Regions from separate parts of the Homo sapiens genome. Here all the other regions are linked to region 2. A link is a contact called in ENCODE Hi-C or POLR2A ChIA-PET data. All regions are on one chromosome and are shown on one strand. The core of a region is the stretch at or near the end of the contact, and the rest is flanking DNA. Distances in the headings are between cores, read along the strand shown.

What was found. A loop is a pair of places that touch in the nucleus more often than their neighbours do. ChIA-PET counts read pairs that join two places held with the same protein, here RNA polymerase II (POLR2A). Pooled maps may share reads with other maps.
Region 1: a pooled map shows a loop between it and region 2 (8-fold over the local background). The contact joins two enhancer-like sites. A Hi-C loop is called at or near these places in 1 of 37 single-sample maps with no recorded cell type and 10 of 50 pooled maps. POLR2A ChIA-PET finds 5 or more read pairs at or near these places in 3 of 52 experiments (A549, activated T-cell and endothelial cell of umbilical vein).
Region 3: a pooled map shows a loop between it and region 2 (5-fold over the local background). The contact joins two enhancer-like sites. A Hi-C loop is called at or near these places in 3 of 37 single-sample maps with no recorded cell type and 6 of 50 pooled maps.
Region 4: a loop to region 2 is called in a pooled map, with 3 times the contacts of the local background. The contact joins two enhancer-like sites. A Hi-C loop is called at or near these places in 1 of 168 maps with a recorded cell type or tissue (PC-3) and 7 of 50 pooled maps. POLR2A ChIA-PET finds 5 or more read pairs at or near these places in 1 of 52 experiments (WTC11).
Region 5: a pooled map shows a loop between it and region 2 (3-fold over the local background). The contact joins two enhancer-like sites. A Hi-C loop is called at or near these places in 1 of 37 single-sample maps with no recorded cell type and 3 of 50 pooled maps. POLR2A ChIA-PET finds 5 or more read pairs at or near these places in 1 of 52 experiments (OCI-LY7).

The regions. Positions count from the first base shown.
Region 1 is chr14:61,176,292-61,180,121 of GRCh38, reverse strand. No RefSeq gene overlaps it. Among named protein-coding and RNA genes, the nearest start is that of TMEM30B, 100 kb to the left of the region's middle. RefSeq lists enhancers at 654-1,853, 1,968-2,469. Within about 2 kb of position 1,946, at least 10 of the 41 ENCODE cell types and tissues checked have a DNase peak (open chromatin) inside an H3K27ac peak, as active enhancers do.
Region 2 is chr14:60,752,553-60,756,271 of GRCh38, reverse strand. All of the region lies in intron 1 of MNAT1 (MNAT1 component of CDK activating kinase), which reads right to left. Among named protein-coding and RNA genes, the nearest start is that of MNAT1, 20 kb to the right of the region's middle. RefSeq lists enhancers at 2,157-2,206, 2,617-2,896. Within about 2 kb of position 2,376, at least 5 of the 41 ENCODE cell types and tissues checked have a DNase peak (open chromatin) inside an H3K27ac peak, as active enhancers do.
Region 3 is chr14:61,102,580-61,106,261 of GRCh38, reverse strand. No RefSeq gene overlaps it. Among named protein-coding and RNA genes, the nearest start is that of SLC38A6, 120 kb to the right of the region's middle. RefSeq lists enhancers at 1,429-2,343, 1,713-2,912. Within about 2 kb of position 2,426, at least 22 of the 41 ENCODE cell types and tissues checked have a DNase peak (open chromatin) inside an H3K27ac peak, as active enhancers do.
Region 4 is chr14:61,251,281-61,255,023 of GRCh38, reverse strand. It overlaps a transcript of PRKCH not described here. Among named protein-coding and RNA genes, the nearest start is that of TMEM30B, 28 kb to the left of the region's middle. RefSeq lists enhancers at 1-81, 1-255. Within about 2 kb of position 2,188, at least 5 of the 41 ENCODE cell types and tissues checked have a DNase peak (open chromatin) inside an H3K27ac peak, as active enhancers do.
Region 5 is chr14:61,078,892-61,082,726 of GRCh38, reverse strand. It overlaps a transcript of SLC38A6 not described here. Among named protein-coding and RNA genes, the nearest start is that of SLC38A6, 100 kb to the right of the region's middle. Within about 2 kb of position 2,051, at least 2 of the 41 ENCODE cell types and tissues checked have a DNase peak (open chromatin) inside an H3K27ac peak, as active enhancers do.

The DNA of each region.
Region 1 (3,830 bases), core at 697-3,196, 420 kb before region 2:
GGGAACCCAGATCTTTGATAACTGATGCTTGGCGCATTGTACTCCTCAATATTGCTTTCCTTTGCTTTGCAAATTCCTGCCTGTTGGCCACAAATAATGCTTTGTAAGACATAGCCTGAGATTTATTATTCCAAGTCAAGCAGAAGTCATGCTAATCTGGTGAAAAGTGTTTTCTGTTTGTTTTGTTTTTCTGTTGGTGGTTTAAGATCCTACTGGAAGGCTGGACACAGTGGCTCATGCTTATAATCTTGGCACTTTGGGAGGCCAAGGTGGGAGGATCGCTTGAAGCCAGGAGTTTGAGACCAGCCTGGGCAACAAAGTGAGACCCTGTCTGAAAAAAAAAAAAATTAAAATCTTACTGGACTTGGGACATTGCTTTCTTGTTTTCAGACACACTTCTGGAGTTCATGGTTTAACTGACATCTTCTACATTTGCATTAAGAAGGCTTTTACTTGGATGAGGCTTAGAACATACATAATAGGGGGATCAGGGACACCCTCTATTTTTCCCCTTCCAAGCAGGCCCACACCCCTGCCTATTCTTCCAGGAAAGGGGAGAGTCAGGACTCCAAGACAACCCTTTGAACTGCTGAAGTCCAGTGCCACTGACGAGTCACATTCCTTTGTCCTCCCCCCTGGTGCAGCAAAGTGTGCATGTTCTCACCATCCTGGATCTGTTGCATTTCTGTTAATAAGTCAAAAGGGTCGAATTAAAATGTACCATTTGATTGGCCATTCCTTTGTTGTCTTTCTCTTCCACTGAGATAAATGCCACCAGGGCAGGACTTTACATTGTTCCCCCACTACATCTCCCGTGCCTAGAATCTGGAAGACCAAAGGTGCTCAACAAATACTTGTGAAATAAATGCGTGAGTGATGGCCCCAACTCTTACATTCTAAATTTCTGTCGTTACAAGAGACAAAAGGGCAGAGTCCATTTCGGCTGCCCCCATCCCTTCATCCCCAGAGTTATGAAACTACAAATCCTGAGACCTCAATTCTCCTCATTCCACTCGGAGATGATTCCCACCTCTTAATGTCCTTTCTTTTTGGCCTTGTTTTTCTTTCCATTCTTGCATGTCTTTAACTCTTCTACTAATAACACAAGTGACCCCATTTCCTCTGTTGTCTCCAAACCACTATCCATGCCATTTTCCCTTCAGTTTGCCTTTGGTGAGAAAAAAAAAATATTCTCCCAGAAATGTGACTCAGAAGTAATCAATGTAAATGTCATCCAAGGCCATGGGGAATTTCTTGGCCATGAATCACATCCCTTGTGCTGAGAACCTGGGTTATAGTCATGGCAGAAAGTCCCAGCACCCAGAAACACCCCCTTCCTCCCCAGCCCCATGCCCACTGGATGCAAGAATTTCTCCTCGTCCTTTTTTGTTGTGGCTGTCCTTGGGCACATTGGGCAAAGGCTCATGCAGGCTTGTTTCCCTTCCCAGCTTGGTTCTGTGACTGTTGCAATGGACTTTAGCGCCTGGCAGGAAGTGCCTGGCTCACCTCCGCTCCAGCAACTGTGGCTGCCACTGCTGATGGAGGAATGAGAGACACAACCCACGGCCAGGTTTCAGCACAGGCTCAGGACCAGGGCACCTCAGATTTTCCATGCCAGCTGGAAACAGGACATGAAAGGTACAGGTTAGGAAGGAGCTATGGCTGGCGAGTTCAAAGGCCCCATTCATGAAGTTTAAAAAAAAAAAAAACACTTTCGGTATTTAGATTGCTCTGCCTTCTTTGTTCTTTCACTTTTTCTCTCAAGTTTGTAGAGCAGGTCCCAGTGCATGAATTTGAAAATAAGAAAGAAAGAAAGACAGGAAGGGGCGGGGGGAGGAAGGGAGCCTAAAGCTCATCAAAACCTGCACAAAGGTGACACTCATGCATATGCTATCAAAGTGGAAGGGAAATACATCTGTACCCACACATAACAGGCAGTGACAAGTTTAGAAATTGTTATCCCGGTCATGGGAAGGTCATTGACAAGTTTTTCAGGTCTCCAGTAAGTAGGAAAATGATTGGGGCAGACTGAGTGTCTAGCAACCTTGAATGAGAGAAGCAGAAAGGCACAGGGGTAGGCGCGTGGGCTTGGAGCCAGTCTGTTTGGGCATTCCAATTGTAGGAAGTAAATGAAATAAACCACACAAAAAAGAATCATCCTGGCACATGATGGGCTCTCAACAAATACCAGTGAAAGTAATGAATGAATATGTGAAGTGCTTCTCAGAGGCCCAGGGCACGGAGGGGTGCTCACTGAAGAGCAGCAGCAGGAGTAGTCATGCTTGAGCCCAATGTTGGAATCCCTTCCTGTCACTCGGCTGGGTTTGACTGGGAGCAGTCGGGACACCACAGGACTAGGGGAAAGAGGAGGATCCACTACACCCAGAGCATCTGCTCTGCCGGTGAGCAAGGCTGATGACACAGATCGCAATGGCAGTGACAGGAACAGTGAAGGGTCACTGTCTTTAGAAAAGGCCATGTCTAAATGGGTGCAAACCTAGCCAATCCCCTCCAAAAGAAAGTTCCCAGCTTCTCTGACCGGGGACTTTCTCCGCCAGCACCCAGGGGATGAAGGAACAATTTTCCTTTATCCTGTGCCTGCAGCACAGCACGGCACAGGCAGAGCCTCCTGTTTCAAAGGCAAACCTTGAAGTTTACAGTGCCCTCTACCTGAAGAGAGTTAGTTTAAAAATCAAAACGTGGCAGAAAGTCAGAGCTGGTAGAGAATTTGAATATTACCTAGGTAACCCCATATTCACTGAGGCTCTGCATTACTCAAAAAACCCACCTGGAGGCCAGGCGCGGTGGCTCATGCCTGTAATTCCAGCACTTTGGGAGGCTGAGGCGGGTGGATCACCTGAGGTCAGGAGTTCGAGACTAGCCTGGCCAACATGGTGAAACCCTGTCTCTACTAAAAATACAAAAATCAGCCGGGCGTGCTGGTGGGCGCCTGTAATACCAGCTACTTGGGAGGCTGAGGCAGGAGAATCACTTGAACCCGGGAGGTAGAGGTTGCAGTGAGCCGAGATAGTGCCACTGCACTCCAGCCTGGGTGACAAGAGTGAAACTCTGTCTCAAACAAAACAAAACAAAACAAAACAACCCAAAAACCCACCTCAAACTACTTTAAGCAAAAGAAGAAAATTCCTTGGCTCACAACACCCAACTTGCAGAAGACAGTGAGTTGAACTGGCTTTAGGAACTAGTAGGAACAGGGACTTAAACGTGGTCAGAGCTCTTATCTTAACTTCTGGTATTTCCAGACTCATTTCCAAGCTGTGGGACATTCCTCAGAGTCAGTTTTTTCCATCCGTGTAATGGGAATATTAACTTTCCTATCTACCTCCCAGAATTATTAACATGATCAAATGAGAAAATACATGAACAGAGGTACATATACAGTTGGTTATTAACACTTGTTTTTAAAATGTGAATTTATTGTGATTGAATTAAAGTATTGGGGACAATGTGAACATAATTCAAGTTTCTCATAGGCAATTTTATCTGCAAGAGAAAACTAGATTAACATAGAAGATGGCACCCAGCTGAACTGAGTCTTGTCAGGATTCACAAAATGCCACATGCACATATTCCACGCATCTGCCCTACTACCTTGCAGATGTGTTATTCTAACTAATCTACTTATCACAACCAACTGGGTCATCCTACGAGGTTATATTTTCCTATTCTTTCACATTTGTAAAGTGTTGTGTATTAAAAAGAATTCATTCAACATCTCCAACATGTCTAAGCATCACAAGCAGGGCATGGGAAAGAAAAGCTTTGTGTATTGAGGGGGGAAATTGAAGTAAAGCATTTTGAGAGAATCA
Region 2 (3,719 bases), core at 1,127-3,626:
ATATGTTCAACAAATGTGTATGGTTGTGTACTATCACTGAAACTTTCCTTAATGACATAGACAGCTCGTTATGAACAGAGGTTCCCACATTGTGCTATATGTAAGTTAACAAAACTCAATCTTTCTTATCCCATAGTCCATTAAATAGGCTATCAAATAATCTAAGCATCATAATGAAAGAAATAAAAAGTCTACATTTCCCAAAAAAAGACAAGTATTTACGTTTCAGAAGCATTACACAATGGCATCACATCATGTGCATACTTACACAAATTCACTTATATATGTTCAGCAAAAAGAGACAGAGATACATTTTTAGAAAGCGGTCCCATTTCCCCAGCCTCTCCTCTCAGTGACTATCTCTATACCCCAGAGTAATCATAAAATGAGAGATGTCACTCTGCTGTTCCCTCTGTTGCACTCAGTTTCAATGCCTCTCCTAGGACAAGCATCTTATTGGACTATATATGACAGTGTTTAAAGGTAAGTCTTTTCAGTATAATGCCAAAACAAGAGCCAATTACTTCATCTGCTGTTCAGGTGAGGAATACTGATTTATTACTATGCTGGAAGGAAAACTGGCTGCGCTAGGTTTAATGAAAAATTATTTACCCATATGGACAATTTCTGATCCTTAATATTAAGGGTAATCTTCACTATATTTTCTGCTTTACATGACTTTAGAATACAAATTCCAGGCTGTGTGCAGTGACTAGCCTACAATCCCAACACTTTGGGAGGACGAGGCAGGAGGATGGCTTGAGCCTAAGAGTTCAAGACCAGTATGGACAACAAAGCCTGACCCTGTCTCTACAAAAAATAAAAAATTAGGCCAGGCACAGTGGCTCACGCCTGTAATACCAGCACTTTGGGAGGCCAGGGCGGGTGGATCATGAGGTCAGGAGATCAAGAACATCCTGGCCAACATGGTGAAACCCCGTCTCCACTAAAAATACAAAAAGTAGCCAGGTGTGGTGGCACGTGCCTGCAGTCCCAGCTATTCTGGAGGCTGAGGCAGAAGAATCACTTGAACCTGGGAGGCAGAGGTTGCAGTGAGCTGAGATCACTTCACTGCATTCCAGCCTGGGCAACTAAAAAAAAAAAAATTAGGTAGGCATGGTGGCACACACCTATAGTCCTAGCTACTTGGGAGGTTGAGGCAGAAGGGTTCCTGAGCCCAGAGGTTTGAAGTTACAGTGAGCCGTGATCATGCCACTGCACTCTAGCCCAGGCAACAGAGTGAGATTTTGTCTCTGGAAAAAAAAAATACGTATATACAAATTCCACATAAGATTCAACTCCACTGTATTTCTTACTTACAGAAACAAATCTATTAACAAGGTGAAAGTATTTTTATAAAGAATTAGTTTCTCAAATTGCTACTTCATGCGTTATAGAATGTAATCCAGACCTTAGTCAATGACAGGAAGCTTACAGGATTCTCACTAAAAACACTAAATTATTATCACATCTTACATGATATTAAAATGTTTACCTTTACAATACTACTAGATTCCCCCTTGATTACTTCTGAATAAAAGTAGTTCATATGCCTCTGAACAAAAGCCACTTCTCTAATGACAATGGCTTGTTGAACATGCGCCCTTAGAAATTTCTCCCTATTGCCAGGCGCGGTGGCTCACGCCTATAATCCCAGCACTTTGGGAGGCCGAGGCGGGCAGATCACAAGGTCAGGAGATCGAGACCATCGTGGCTAACACGGTGAAACCCCGTCTCTACTAAAAATAAAAAAAAAATCAACCAGGTGTGGTGGCACACGCCTGTAGTCCCAGCTACTCAGGAGAGCGAGACAGCAGAATCGCTTGAACCTGGGAGGCGGAGGTTGCAGTGAGCCAAGATCGTGCCACTGCACTCCAACTCCAGCTTGGGCGACAGAGCGAGACTCGGTCTCAAAAAAAAAAAAAAAAAAGAAGAAATTTCTCCCTATTATTAAAAAAAAAATAAAATCCCTAATATGTGTACAGCTTTTGGCAATGTGCCTTTTGTTTTAATAAAGATGAAGGGATTCTATTAGTTATCTGTTGCTGCATAACAAAACACCACCAAGCTTGACAGCTTAAAACAATAAACAATTTATTATCTCACAAAATTTCTCAGTGTCAGGAATCCAGGAGCAGCTTATTTGTCAAGATATCAGCTGGGGCTGCAGTCATCTGAAGACAGGACTGGGACTGAAGACTAAGATGGCTCACTGACTTGGCGGTTAGTAGAAGGTCTCAGTTCTTAACCACACGGAACTTCATAAGGCTGCTGACGACACATAAACTGTCTTTCATGACAGCAAGTTGCCCAAGAACATAGAGAGTAACCACATGGAAAGCCACAAAGTCTTTGTTAAAGACCTAGCCTTGGAAATGAGAAACTTCTACCATATTCGATTGGTTATACAAGCAACCCTGATACAATCAGGGAGAAACTAAGCAAGGACATAAAAAGTAGGAGACAAAAATCACTGGGAGCCCTCTTGGATTCAAGGTATTCCAGTGATAAATATACATATGTGGTTGGTGTGGTTTTACATATGGCCACAAATTCTTTATACTTCTTTCATCAAAAGGGGAAGCCCAATTCCCCTTCCTCTGAATGTGAGCTGTATTTAGGACTCTGAACAAACAGAATGCAGCAGAAACGATGGTGTCTGAATGATGTTCATAGAAGACATCGTGGCTTCTGTTTGTCTCTCTCTTGAATCATCCACCTGAGGAGAAGAAAGCTACTATGTTGTGCGAACACTGAAGAAATCCTTAGGAGAGGCCCATGTGACAAAGAACTGACACCTCTAGCCAAAAAATAACAGTAAAGAACTGAGGACTCCTGACAAAAACCACATGAGTGAGCTTAATACAGTCAGCCCTCCATATACATGGGGTTTTGCATACTGTGAATACTGTATTTTCAATTCTTATTTGTTTTGTTTTTTGAAATCCACATATAAGTGGACACACACTTCAAACTCATGTTGTTTAATGGTCAACTGTTTATCCTCCAACTCCAGTCAAGCCTTCAAATGAATAGAGCCCCAGCTGAAACTTGATTGCAATCTCATGAGACACCCTGAGCCAAAACTACCCAGCTCAGCCATGCCCAAATTCCTGATGCACAAGAACCGTGAGAAAATAAATGTTTGTTATTTTAAGCCATTTAGTTTTAGGATAATTTGTTAGACAGCAATAAATAACTAGTGCAAGCCAGGTGCGGTGGCTCACGCCTGTAATCCCAGCACTCTGGGAGGCCAAGGTGGGTGGGTCACCTGAGGTCAGGAGTTCAAGACTAGCCTGGCCAACATGGCAAAACCCTGTCTCTACTAAAAATACAAAAATTAGTCGGGCATGGTGGTGCGTACCTGTAATCCCAGCTACTCGGGAAGCTGAGGCAGGAGAACTGCTCCAACCCAGGAGGCAGAGGTTGCAGTGAGCCAAGATCACACCACTGCACTCTAGCCTGGGCAACAGAGTGAGACTCCATCTCAAAAAATAATAATAATAAGTAGTACAATGGTAGAGTAATATGAAATTTCTTACAAAATTAGTTACTGAGTCAAAACTTAAAACAGCATTCTCCAAAGTGTTTTTTGTTTGTTTGCTTTGAGACAGAGCCTCACTCTGTCACCCAGGCTGGAATATAGTGGCACACTCATAGCTCACTGCAGCCTTGACCCCCTGGGCTCAAGCAATCCTCCTACCCCAGCCTCCAGAGCA
Region 3 (3,682 bases), core at 1,177-3,676, 350 kb before region 2:
TTCCAATATTTCAGTTCTGTGAGACAATCAGTGTTCTAATTGTATATATAATAGGCTAAATATTAAATTATTTATATTAATATAATTATATATTACATATAATTAGATATAATACACTAAGTATAAAATATAATATATAACATATATATATATATATATTTTTTGGTAGAGATGGGGTTTCACCATGTTGCCCAGGCTGATCCACCTGCCTCAGCCTCCCAAAGTTCTAATTCTTTAAGTCCGCATCAGTGGGATTCCCATTACTTGCAGCTAAGAGCATTCTATTCAATGCCACCTGAGAGATCATTAGCTAAGCCAGGTAGACTAACTCCCTCCAGGACCTGTTGAGGACAGGCAGCCCACAAGCAGCTGAGGAGATAACTTTAACAGTTACACAAACATGTATTTTAATAGCTATGTGATTGTTTTAACAACTTTTAATTTTTAAATATAAGCAGGATGTCAAACCTATGATACAATATTTCCTTCTGAAATCTGTTATTTAAGTAAAAGCATGAATTATTTGTAAAGGAGAATATTAAGTACACTACAGTACTGATGGGGGTCAGGACACACTACACGAAAGTACGGCACCTTGGTATTTGAGGAAACAGCAGAAGCAGGAAAGTCACCGTCAGACTTTCTCCCATCTCTCTCCCTTGAAGAAGGTCATAAGACCACCGTTTGAAAGATGCCTTCCCTATATCCAGAGGAAATGAATGTCCTTATCTCTGAAGACACTGGGACACAGAGAATATGAGCAAATGGGCCTTGCCAAGTCCCCCTTCCCTGTTGATTCCCATTAGATCAAAACTTTTTGTCCTCCAGTCATACTTCTTCATGACCGGATATCCACACTTCATCAAACCTAAGCATAAAAATACACAGGTTTCCCTGTTTCTTTGGCTCTTTATTTCTGAAAGCTCCTGTGTCACATAAAATTTACATTGAATACATTTGTCTGCTTTTCTCTTGTTAATCTGTCGTTTGTTATAGGGGCTTTGGCCATGAACCTAGTGATGGGTGTAAAAGAAATATCATCTCCCCTGTAGTATAAATTATATGAAGTGAAATAATGGAATGTGACTGTCTGAAATGCTGGCCAAGTGGATCAAGGCTACTGTGGGGTTGACTGGCCAGTAAGGAGGCAGAGGAGCAGAAGCACCAAGAGCAAAGGACTTTCAATTCAGCAACTATGAATTGAGCATCTTTTATGTGCCCAGCCTGGGCCAAGTACTAGGGTTGCTGCAAAGAAGACGGTGACTCGTCTAGCGGCCCTGATGCTTCCATCTAACCAGGAAGATGGACATTAACCAAATGACTTCACAACACATTATTTAAATACAGAGGTGGTAAATCCATGTGGAAAACAGAGGGGTGTTAGGAGTGCATATAACAGAAACACCTGACTTCAACCAGAGGGAATGGAAAGGCTGTGGAGACAGAAGTGGAAAGCTGTCTGGGGCTGCCCCACATTGGCCTTGCTCAGCTCCAGGCCATCAACATCCTTAAACAGGCTTTTGCTCTGGGAAGCCAAGTAATTTTGTCCTCCCACCAGAAAACTGGCATGTTGAAGTCCTAACCCCCAGTCCCTCAGAATGTGACCTTAAGTGGAGATAGGGTCTTTAAAGAGGCAATTACGGTTAAATGAGGTCACGAGGGTGGAGCCTAATCCAACAGGAGTGTGTCCTTTTAAAAGAGGAAGACATAGACATATGCAGATGGAGGACCACATGCATTTGCAGAGAAGACAGTCTTCTGCAAGCTGAGGAGAGAGGCCTCAGAAGGAATCAACCCTGCAGACAACTTGATCTTGGCCTTCCAGTCTCCAGAACTGTGAGACAATCCATATTTGAGCCATCCAGTCTGTGGGACTTTGTTAAGACAGCCCTAGCAAACGAATATAGCAGCCTAAGTGAGGAGTTTTTGTCCTTTGCAATCGAAAGAGCCCTACTAATACTGGGAGCAAACAGGCTCCATTTTGGGAAGGGAGGATCCTGGCTGGGCCTGAAGATGTCACTGGGGCTGTCTGGGCACAGGACAGCTCCCTTTGTGTCTGTTCAGCCTCATTGTTCTTCCCATCCCCCCACACGGGGAGATTTGCAGCAGACACCCGCTTCCCTGCTGCATGGGGAGCAAGCTGGTAAGGAGAAACCCCCGCCCTGCGTGGTTATGGGCTCCCTGATGTTCTAACTGTGGATCAGTTATAACAGTCCTGCAGGGAGGAGGGGGTTTACTGCCAGGAAGAAAAACCCCAGGAACCCAGCCTTTCTGCTTCTCGGGACAGTGGGGGCCGTGGGGTGGAGTGAGATTCTCCAGCCATGACTCATGCTAGGTTTCATGAGTAAGGGAAGTTAAGAGAGTCATAATGACTGTACTGAAAAGCAGTTAAGTCCATCTTCACAGCAGCATTACACGGAATTAAAAACTGCACAATTTGATCCTATTTGCAACCACAGCTGCCATAAACTAACATATAAGCAAACTGAGCAGAGTGAACTCAGTGCCCCTGATTCAGGCTACGCATATGGGCCTGTATCCACAGTGCTTTGAGCTTCAGCAGAAAAGACCTCACCCTTCCATTCCGTTCCTATTCCTCCGAACCACTGAAATCACATGGGTGTCTGCCCTTTGGGTGGGGACACCATCAGAGCTGGCCTCTGCCAGGGGAAGAAGAATAGGGGCCTCACTGGCCAGGCCTCAGAGATTCTGAGAATGAGACTCACTGTTGTACCGGTAAGAAGAAAACCCGCAGGCTGCTGGAAAGGTGAATTATTTGTAGCCATGGCTAGAGCTGACTTCCCATTCCCACACTTCCAGCAGAAGAAAGACTTGGACAGACAGCACTGAAAAAATCCTGGAGAAGTGGCGGGCCCAACAGGGAGAAATGCAGGCTCTTTCACAGAGGACAGGAGATTGACAGGTGCTAAGTAGGGTGTGTGAGGCCCGCCAGGGGCTTGTGCCGCACACCCATAGTCAGAAGTGGAGGGAACCTCTTCCTCTCCATTAGCCAATGCTCTGGACACTGGGTATCGAGTACTTTCAATCCAGCTAGTTGGCACCATTGCTTCCATATGTGTGCTGGAATTTATTGAGTACCAAGTGTTTACAAAGTGCAATATTACCCACAGAAGAAAGCTTCAAAAACAGGAGCAGACTACTTTCGGTGGCTCTGCCTTTGACCTTTGTGCAGATCAGCAGCGGCAACTGACCTCCCTACGCCCTTTTTCAGTGGAGTAAACAAGAGGCAGGGATGGTCACAGAAAAGGGAGTTAGTCATCCAACCCCTTTAGTTGTCCCTGAGCCCACCCAAGCCCTATTTGCTTTGTGCTAACCTGGCCTCCAAAGGCAACAACCAATATTTGCTGTGTGCCTTGCCAGGGAGACATACAAAGCAGCCCATGTTGGAGTGCGAGCCAGCAGGATTTTTTTCAACCTAACTGGAGGAGACATGTGCACGTGAACTATTACCAACAGCACAGGCATTGTGGATAAGAGCCAGGTGAGGGACCTAGACTTCTGAGAACCAGGGAGAAGCCATTTGCTCTCCTACTTCCTCAAGTCACCCTTTGATGACACCCGTCCATGCCTCCCCATGAGGCCAAAAGGAGAAAACAGAGCACAATGAAAGAGACCATATTCTCTCAGCAGTCTCTACTCTCATACCTCTACCACCCTGTCC
Region 4 (3,743 bases), core at 939-3,438, 500 kb before region 2:
GAGGATGGAACAGGGCAGCTTTCCCAGGCAGGGGATGTTGTCTTGGTTATTCACGGATCTGCATCACCGCCCTTCCTGGAACCTGGCAGGCGGCAGTACAGAGCTGGTGAAGGAGGAATGAAGGAGGAAGCCATGCTGCACTGATGATGGTTTGGCGATGCTGGTCTACACCAGAAAAATTGGATTCTCCCTAGAAAAGAGATTTGAAATTCCCTGGAGATTTCTGACCATGTCCTTTGGAAGAAATATTCATACAGCCAGGGAAACCTTAAAATCAACTTGCTTTTATTCTTGCCCAAAATTAAAGGCTTGCCTACCAACAACTTTCCTCTCAAAAATTGACATCTATGATTGCCAATCTTTTAGTAGGTTTTTATGTTTGTTTGTTTGTTTTGTTTTATTTTGTTTTGTTTTTTAAACAGGGTCTGTCACCGGGATGGAGTGCAGTGGTGTAATCACAGCTCACTGCAGCCTCTACCTCCCGAGCTCAAGTGATTCTCCCGTCTCAGCCTCCCGAGTAGCTGGGACTACAGGCTTACACCACCACACCCGGCTAATTAAAAACATTTTTTTGTAGAGATGGAAGTCTCCCTATGTTGCCCAGGCTGGTCTCAAACTCCTAAGCTCAAGCAATCCTCCTACCTTGGCCTCCCAAAGTGCTGAGATTACAAGCATGAGCCACCGTGCCTGGTCTAGCATGATTTTTATCACGACTTTTTCTGTCTTTTAAGATTGGAAAGGCATAAATCAATATTTCAGGTAAAAGCTTGTTATTTATTTTCCTGAGAATTTGGGGAATTTTCTTCTAAGGCCATTCTGGGATGTTAGCAAACAGCTTTTAGAATCACTGATCTATATCCAAATGATAAAACATGAGAGAGACTGAAAGCTCTCTGAGAATAGAAACATAACTTTTTCAGCTTTTTATACTCCTCAATGTCTCGCATAGAGTTTCGACATAGTAGAAACTCTATAAATATTTGTTGAAAGAAGAAAGGAAGGAAGGAAGGAAGGGAGGGAGGGAGGGAGGGAGGGAGGGAGGGAGGAGGGAGGGAGGGAAGAAGGAAGGAAACATGTACACAAACATTTGTGTACGTGTTTACCTCACCTTTAATAATTATACCTGTGTTCATTGAACATTTACTATAGGCCAGCCACCACTATGCTAAGCACTGACCATATATTATCTCATCAAACTCTCCTAGTAACACTTTGCAGTGGACACTACAACCAATCCAATTTTGCAGAGGAGGAAACCGAGGCTTAGGAAATTTGGAAAACTTGCGCACCGTTGCCTAATTAGGCAGAGTCAGATTAGAAACCAGTATAATTAGGCATTATATGAGAGGCAGAGAGTTGAACCACCAAGCTCTGCCTTTGCTGTGCCCCTGAAACACAGTGTGTAAAGAGGACACTGCAAACTTGAGCATATTTTAATGCATCAGGATATATGCTGTGTGCAAGGGAACTTCCTCTTTTCAAAAGCACTCACTCTCCCTGCCCCCCACCCCAGTGAAGGACCTAAGGATTCTGAAAATATGCAGCCAAGGGGAAAAGTCTGGCAAGGTGTGCCAAGTTTTCTTTGAATGCTTTTGTCCCCTGCTGACCTATCTCAAACACATCTCCTTTCCCCAGGAGTTCTGAAAACTCAGTCTTGAAGTCCATCCTGATTTTGGGTCTATGAGAATCATGCCTCACGCATCCCTGCCTGTGCACAGAAAATGTGCAACACTGGCAGGCAATTAGAAAAGAAACAGTCCAGCTATTAGGCAGTTAAGCTGCTCTTAGAACCTGGGTGCAGAATATACGGAGCTCTTAAAAAATTGCTTAACATAAGTATTAAAGGGCTGTAGAAATGGCACAGTCCACAAACGGTGTTTCTAGAAACCTAAAAAAACATATATTATGGGGTTGGTTTTTAATCTCATAGAGTTTAAAAGGTGATTTTAAAACAAAAACAATTTTTCTCCTCCTCCAAAAGCACCACTGTAAAAACTGTTTCTTGTTTTTCTGCTAAGGCCGAGCAGCGCTTGTTTGCCATCATTCATCCAGCAGAGGTCTCTCTTGCCCACCATACGCTCAGAAGAGTCCCTTGCTTGTGTGTGTGTATTCAGTACCAGGGGCGTGACCGTCAGGCTGCAGAATGAAGAAATACGGACAAAGACTTTCAGGCCTGAGAGACTAAGGAGAAAAGAATCTGTGGCTTTGGAGGTGGGATTGCAATGTTTGAGAAATGTATACTTTAATAATGACTGTGTTTGAACAGTAGGCTTCAAGTCTGTACTTTAAACTTCTCAAATTTTGAATAAATTGGTCACTTCTTATTGGAAAATTATTAGTTTTACTTGTGCTGTTAAACTTACATATACACTGTGTCTCCTTTCTGTGTGTCATTATCAAGCTGTGCAAATAGGGAAAGGGGAAGTCACGTTGCCTCTGTTTCCATTTGTCCAGGCCACTCTCAGCCAGATATCTCATCCCAGAGTGGAGCTTGGCCTCAGTGAGTGCTCTGACCTTGGCAGAGCAAGGTGGTCCAACCCTTGGTGCATCTCAAGTGATTGTCCACTAAGGGTGGAAGTTAGTTCTTAACTTTAGCAGCTTCCTCTGTCAGGAACTCAGAGCAAATTCACATGGGTTGTTGAGACCAGATCCCAAATCTGTGGGTGCATGGGAAAGGTGTGCTGGAGAAAGTCACGGTCTTCCTTCCTCCCCACAGAGCAAGGCCTTCTCCTGAAGCCACAGGACAGACCAACGAGGAATCATGCTGCCCCACGGCCAAGTTCTGATATGACACCAAGGGAGGCAGGCATGGGTTTCCATACTGAGGGAAGCAATCTGGTGAGGATGGAGCTGGATCAAAAAAGACATGTTAAAAATAAGACCCTCGGCTGGGCACGGTGGCTCATGCCTGTAATCCCAGCACTTTGGGAGGCTGAGGCAGGCAGATCACGAGGTCAGGAGTTCGCGACCAGCCTGACCAACATGGTGAAACCCTGTCTCTACTAAAAATACAGAAATTAGCTGGGCGTGGTGGCGTGCACCTGTAATCCCAGCTACTCAGGAGGCTGAGGCAGGAGAATTGCTTGAAGTCAGTAGGTGGAGGTTACAGTGAGCCAAGATTGTGCCACTGTACTCCAGCCTGGGCGACAGAGCGAAACTCCATCTCAAAACAAATAAAAAAAAAAAAAAGACCCTTATACAGTTTTGTTGGGAATGTTAATTAGTACGACCACTTTACAGAATGATTTAGTGTTCCTCAAAAAACTAAAAATAGAGCTACCCTATGGTCCAGCAATCCCACTGCTGGGTATGTACCCAAAGGAAAGGAAATCAGTATGTCCAAGAGATATCTGCACTCCCATATTTGTTGCAGCACTGTTCACAATAGCCAAGATTTGGAAGCAACCTGAGTGTCCATCCACAGATGAACAGATAAAGAAAATGTGGCATATATATGCAATGGAATACCATTCAGCCATAAGAAAGAAAGAGATCCCACCATTTTCAACAACATGAATGGAACAGTAGGTCATTTTGTTAAGTGAAATAAGCCAGGCACAGAAAGACAAACTTCCCGTGATCTGACTTATTTGTGGGAGCTAAAGATCAAAACCACTGAACTCATGAAGATAGAGAATAGAAGGATGGTTATCAGAGGGTGGGAAGGGTAGTGGAGGGAAAGTGGGATGGTTAATGGGTACAAAAAATAATTAGAAAGAACGAATAAGACCTAGTACTTGATA
Region 5 (3,835 bases), core at 802-3,301, 330 kb before region 2:
GTGACTAGAAAGGGCCTTGAGGAGAGGGGTAGAAACCTAGGGCAGGCCTGACCCTTCTCTACTGTTCATCTGAGCAACGTGGAAGGCACCTACAGGCGTCTGCAGGTGAGTCTCTGCTTCAGTCAAGCAAACAGGAATTAAACTACAATGCTACTACGGGGTAATGAGTGCTGCAGAAGCACACTGAAGGGGCACCTAAGCTCGGCATGAGAGCCCAGCAAAGGGTTCTGGGAGTGAGTACTCCTCTTGGAGGAAAAGTAAGAGGTGGCCAATGAAAAGGAGTGTGCCCTTCACTTGACTAAAACAGAGACTCATGGAACAAGAAAGCCCATTTGCAGAGACCCATCATGGCAACAGGTCTTGGTACAAGTTAAAAAACAAAATCAAAGCAGTCAACAGGACTAAAGACATTCTCTGAATTTCCAGTGAGTAAGTAGGCTCACTGGAGCTGTGACAGGCAGACCAGTTTTACGATTTCAGCCGTATGACAGAAGACAACAGCAGGGGATGGGGTGGTTATCCAAAGATCTCAAACTTTTCAGTATGTTTTAGGTGAGGGTGGTGCGGGGGTGCTAATATTCATCCATCCATTGATGCACACTTTGGGGGACACTGTGTTAGGAAGTGTGGGGATGCAGAAAAGCAGAGGTGATGGTCACTGCCCTGCAGTTGTTTACAGCCAGGCACCTGGGACTACACATAAACACGAGGCACTACAGCACTGCTGTGCACTCCCATGTGGCATCTTCCTGAGGCACAGCCTGTCTCTCCCATGTTACCGATACCACGTTCCACAGAAAATGTAGTACTACACAGCCTACCCCAGTGGTTCAGAACCTAAGCTTGGAATCAGGATTCCATCCTGACTTTTAAAAGTTTGACACTGGATACATTATTTAACCTCTCTGAACCTGTCTTGTCATCTGTAAAAGAGAAATAATAAAGCCTTCCCTTTGGAATTGTGAGGGTAAAATGAGCTAGTCGCACAAATTAAGTACTCAGTAACAAAAGTACTTAGGGATTCAGGAGAGAAATTTTTTTTTGAGACAGAGTCTCGCTCTGTCGCCCAGGCTGGAGTGCAGTGGCGGGTATTGGCTTACTGCAACCTCTGCCTCCCGGGTTCAAGCGATTCTCCTGCCTCCACCTCCTGAGTAGCTGGGATTACAGGCACACACTACTACGCCTAGCTAATTTTTGTATTTTTATTAGAGATGGGGTTTCACCATGTTGGTCAGGCTGGTCTCGAACTTCTGACCTCTGGTGATCTAACCACCTCAGCCCCTGCTGTGGGATGGGTGGTCAGGAAAGGCTTCATGGAACATGAAAGACTTACGCTGGACCTGGGAAGATGGGTCTGGGATTTCTATGAGTGATGAGCAAAAGGACAGTTCAAGCAATGACCCAAAGCACTGGTCAAAGTAGAATAATTCCTGTGGTCTCTGGGCCCAGATCCTTGTCCAATTTACCTTGGTTTCCATTCTTCAATCAAACTTCCTGGCTCAGACAACACCCCATCTATGGCCCCTGCTTCCAGGTCTGGCTAATTCCTCTCCTGCTCAAAACGCCTATGATTTGCTACTTGCCATGTGGCCCTCTAATTCCATCCCAAGGCTCCAGAGGTGCAGATCTGCAAACCAGCATGATTAGCCACCATTGCTGGCTTCCCATTCAGCATATAAATCTAGTGCCTGGGATTACCTCATGCCAGAAAACCGAAATCCAAGTCAGATGGTTAAAGCATTAATAGCAGTGAGTGTTGTAAAGACTCAACAATGTGAACCTTCCCAAAATGAACCATCCTGACCTCCCTCGCGCTGACAATGCGTGTGTGACATCATGTGTAAATGAGCCTTAAATTTGAACCAGGTGCCGAGAGCTGTCTGGCGTCTCCTGGCTGCTGTATTAACCACTAACATGCACAGGGGGATTCTGAGGCAGTAAAATGGAGCGAAACCAACAGCAGTGACCAGGGCCCGGTGCAGCAGCTGTAGCAGAGAACATTCAAATCACACCCACCCGACTGGGCCTGGGCCCCCGGGTCCTGTAAAGCATATTTCCGGAGGGCTGGGGAGCCTAGGGAATTTGGCTGCCTTCATGCAGAGACAAAAGCTCCCCATGCAAATCAAACCACTTCGACTTGCTTCCCAGACTTGATTCTGAGCTGTTTTGATTTGCATCCATGAGGGTAGAACTCAAGTTCAGACTGAAGCTGCAGTTGGTAAGAACCAAAACCTATTGCATGCAGGTACAGGCAGTGTAAGATATATTTTTGGAAGGCACAATTTCCAAAGGAGAGAGTCAGCTCCAAATTCTCAGGTGCTATGACTTTCACCAGGCTGGGACCTGGAGAAAAAAGTGTGCCTTTGTCCATTTGGCATCACAGAGTCCCTCAGCTGAGCCTCTCCCCACAATAGGTCACATAACACGCCAGCTCTAGAGAACACGAAATCAAATTTGGAGGGATGGAATTAGGTGTGTATAGTGGGTGGGTGTCCTTATCATTGTCAGTCATAGGTATGAGAAAGTAGATGAAGAAGAGTAAAAGCAAGTTAGGAAGAAATAGTTCTTTAAAAAATTAAGCCTGCATAAAATTAACAGGTTATGTTGTTGTTGTTGTTATTGCCTTTTAATGCTTATTGTTCATGGTGCCCAATCTCAGGTTATTAACAGCTTGGCCATGTTAAAACCTGTATCCTGATCATCACTAGCAGGCCTACAGCAGAGACTGGAGACAGTGAGGATAAGAAAGAGGTGTACCAAGTGATCCTCTCTTGCTGGGGACTGTTCTAGAAGCTCTACACATGCTGGGGAAAGGAGCAGAAGCCAAAGACAGGTGAAACTCCCATTCCATGGATCCCACAGGATTTCAGCCTCAAAGAAATCCTTCGTTGTTCAGGGCACACTCTTAAACCATCAACACTCACCAAGTATACTGCACTGTACCATGAAGTCTCTGAGGTGGATGGGTAAAGTAGGGATGGGAGGCAGGTTCTGGATGGAGGATACAAAGGAGTTGGCAGATGTGGAACCTTTCCTAAAGGCTGTCGCAGGGTGGTTAGACATACAAATATACAAGAATTTGTATATTTTATCATTTAGAGAAATTAAATGTAGCATCAAGATGTTGAGCATAGGTTTCCTGAGTAATGGAGCAGTTACATTAAGTCATAGTCAGGTAAGTCCTTCTAGAGGAGGTTGAGTGTGGAAACAGGTTTTGAGGGAGAAGAAACGCTTTGGAGGGGAAAGAGAAAAACAACATGAATGGTTTGTGCAAAAGTTTGGAGGCAGGAGGCCGGGCACAGTGGCTCACACCTGTAATCCCAGCACTCTGGGAGGCTGAGGTGGGTAGATCACCAGAGGTCAGAAGTTCGAGACCAGCCTGACCAACATGGTGAAACCCCGCCTCTAATAAAAATAGAAAAATTAGCTAGGTGTAGTAGTGTGTGCCTGTAATCCCAGCTACTCAGGAGGTGGAGGCAGGAGAATCGCTTGAACCCGGGAGGCAGAGGTTGCAGTAAGCCAATACCCGCCACTGCACTCCAGCCTGGGCGACAGAGCGAGACTCTGTCTCAAAAAAAAAAAAAAAAAAAAAAGTTTGGAGGCAGGAACTCATAGGAAGTCTCTTAAGATGCCAGAGGTCTTGACCTGGCTCGGTGGCTCACGCCTGTAATCCCAGAATTTTGGGAGGCCAAAGTGGGCGGATTGCTTGAGCTCAGGAGTTCGAGACTAGCCTGGGCAACATGGTGAAACCCTGTCTCTACAAAAAGTACAAAAATTAGCTGGGCATGGTGGCGCATACCTGTAGTCTCAGCTACTCTGGAGGCTGAGGTGGGAG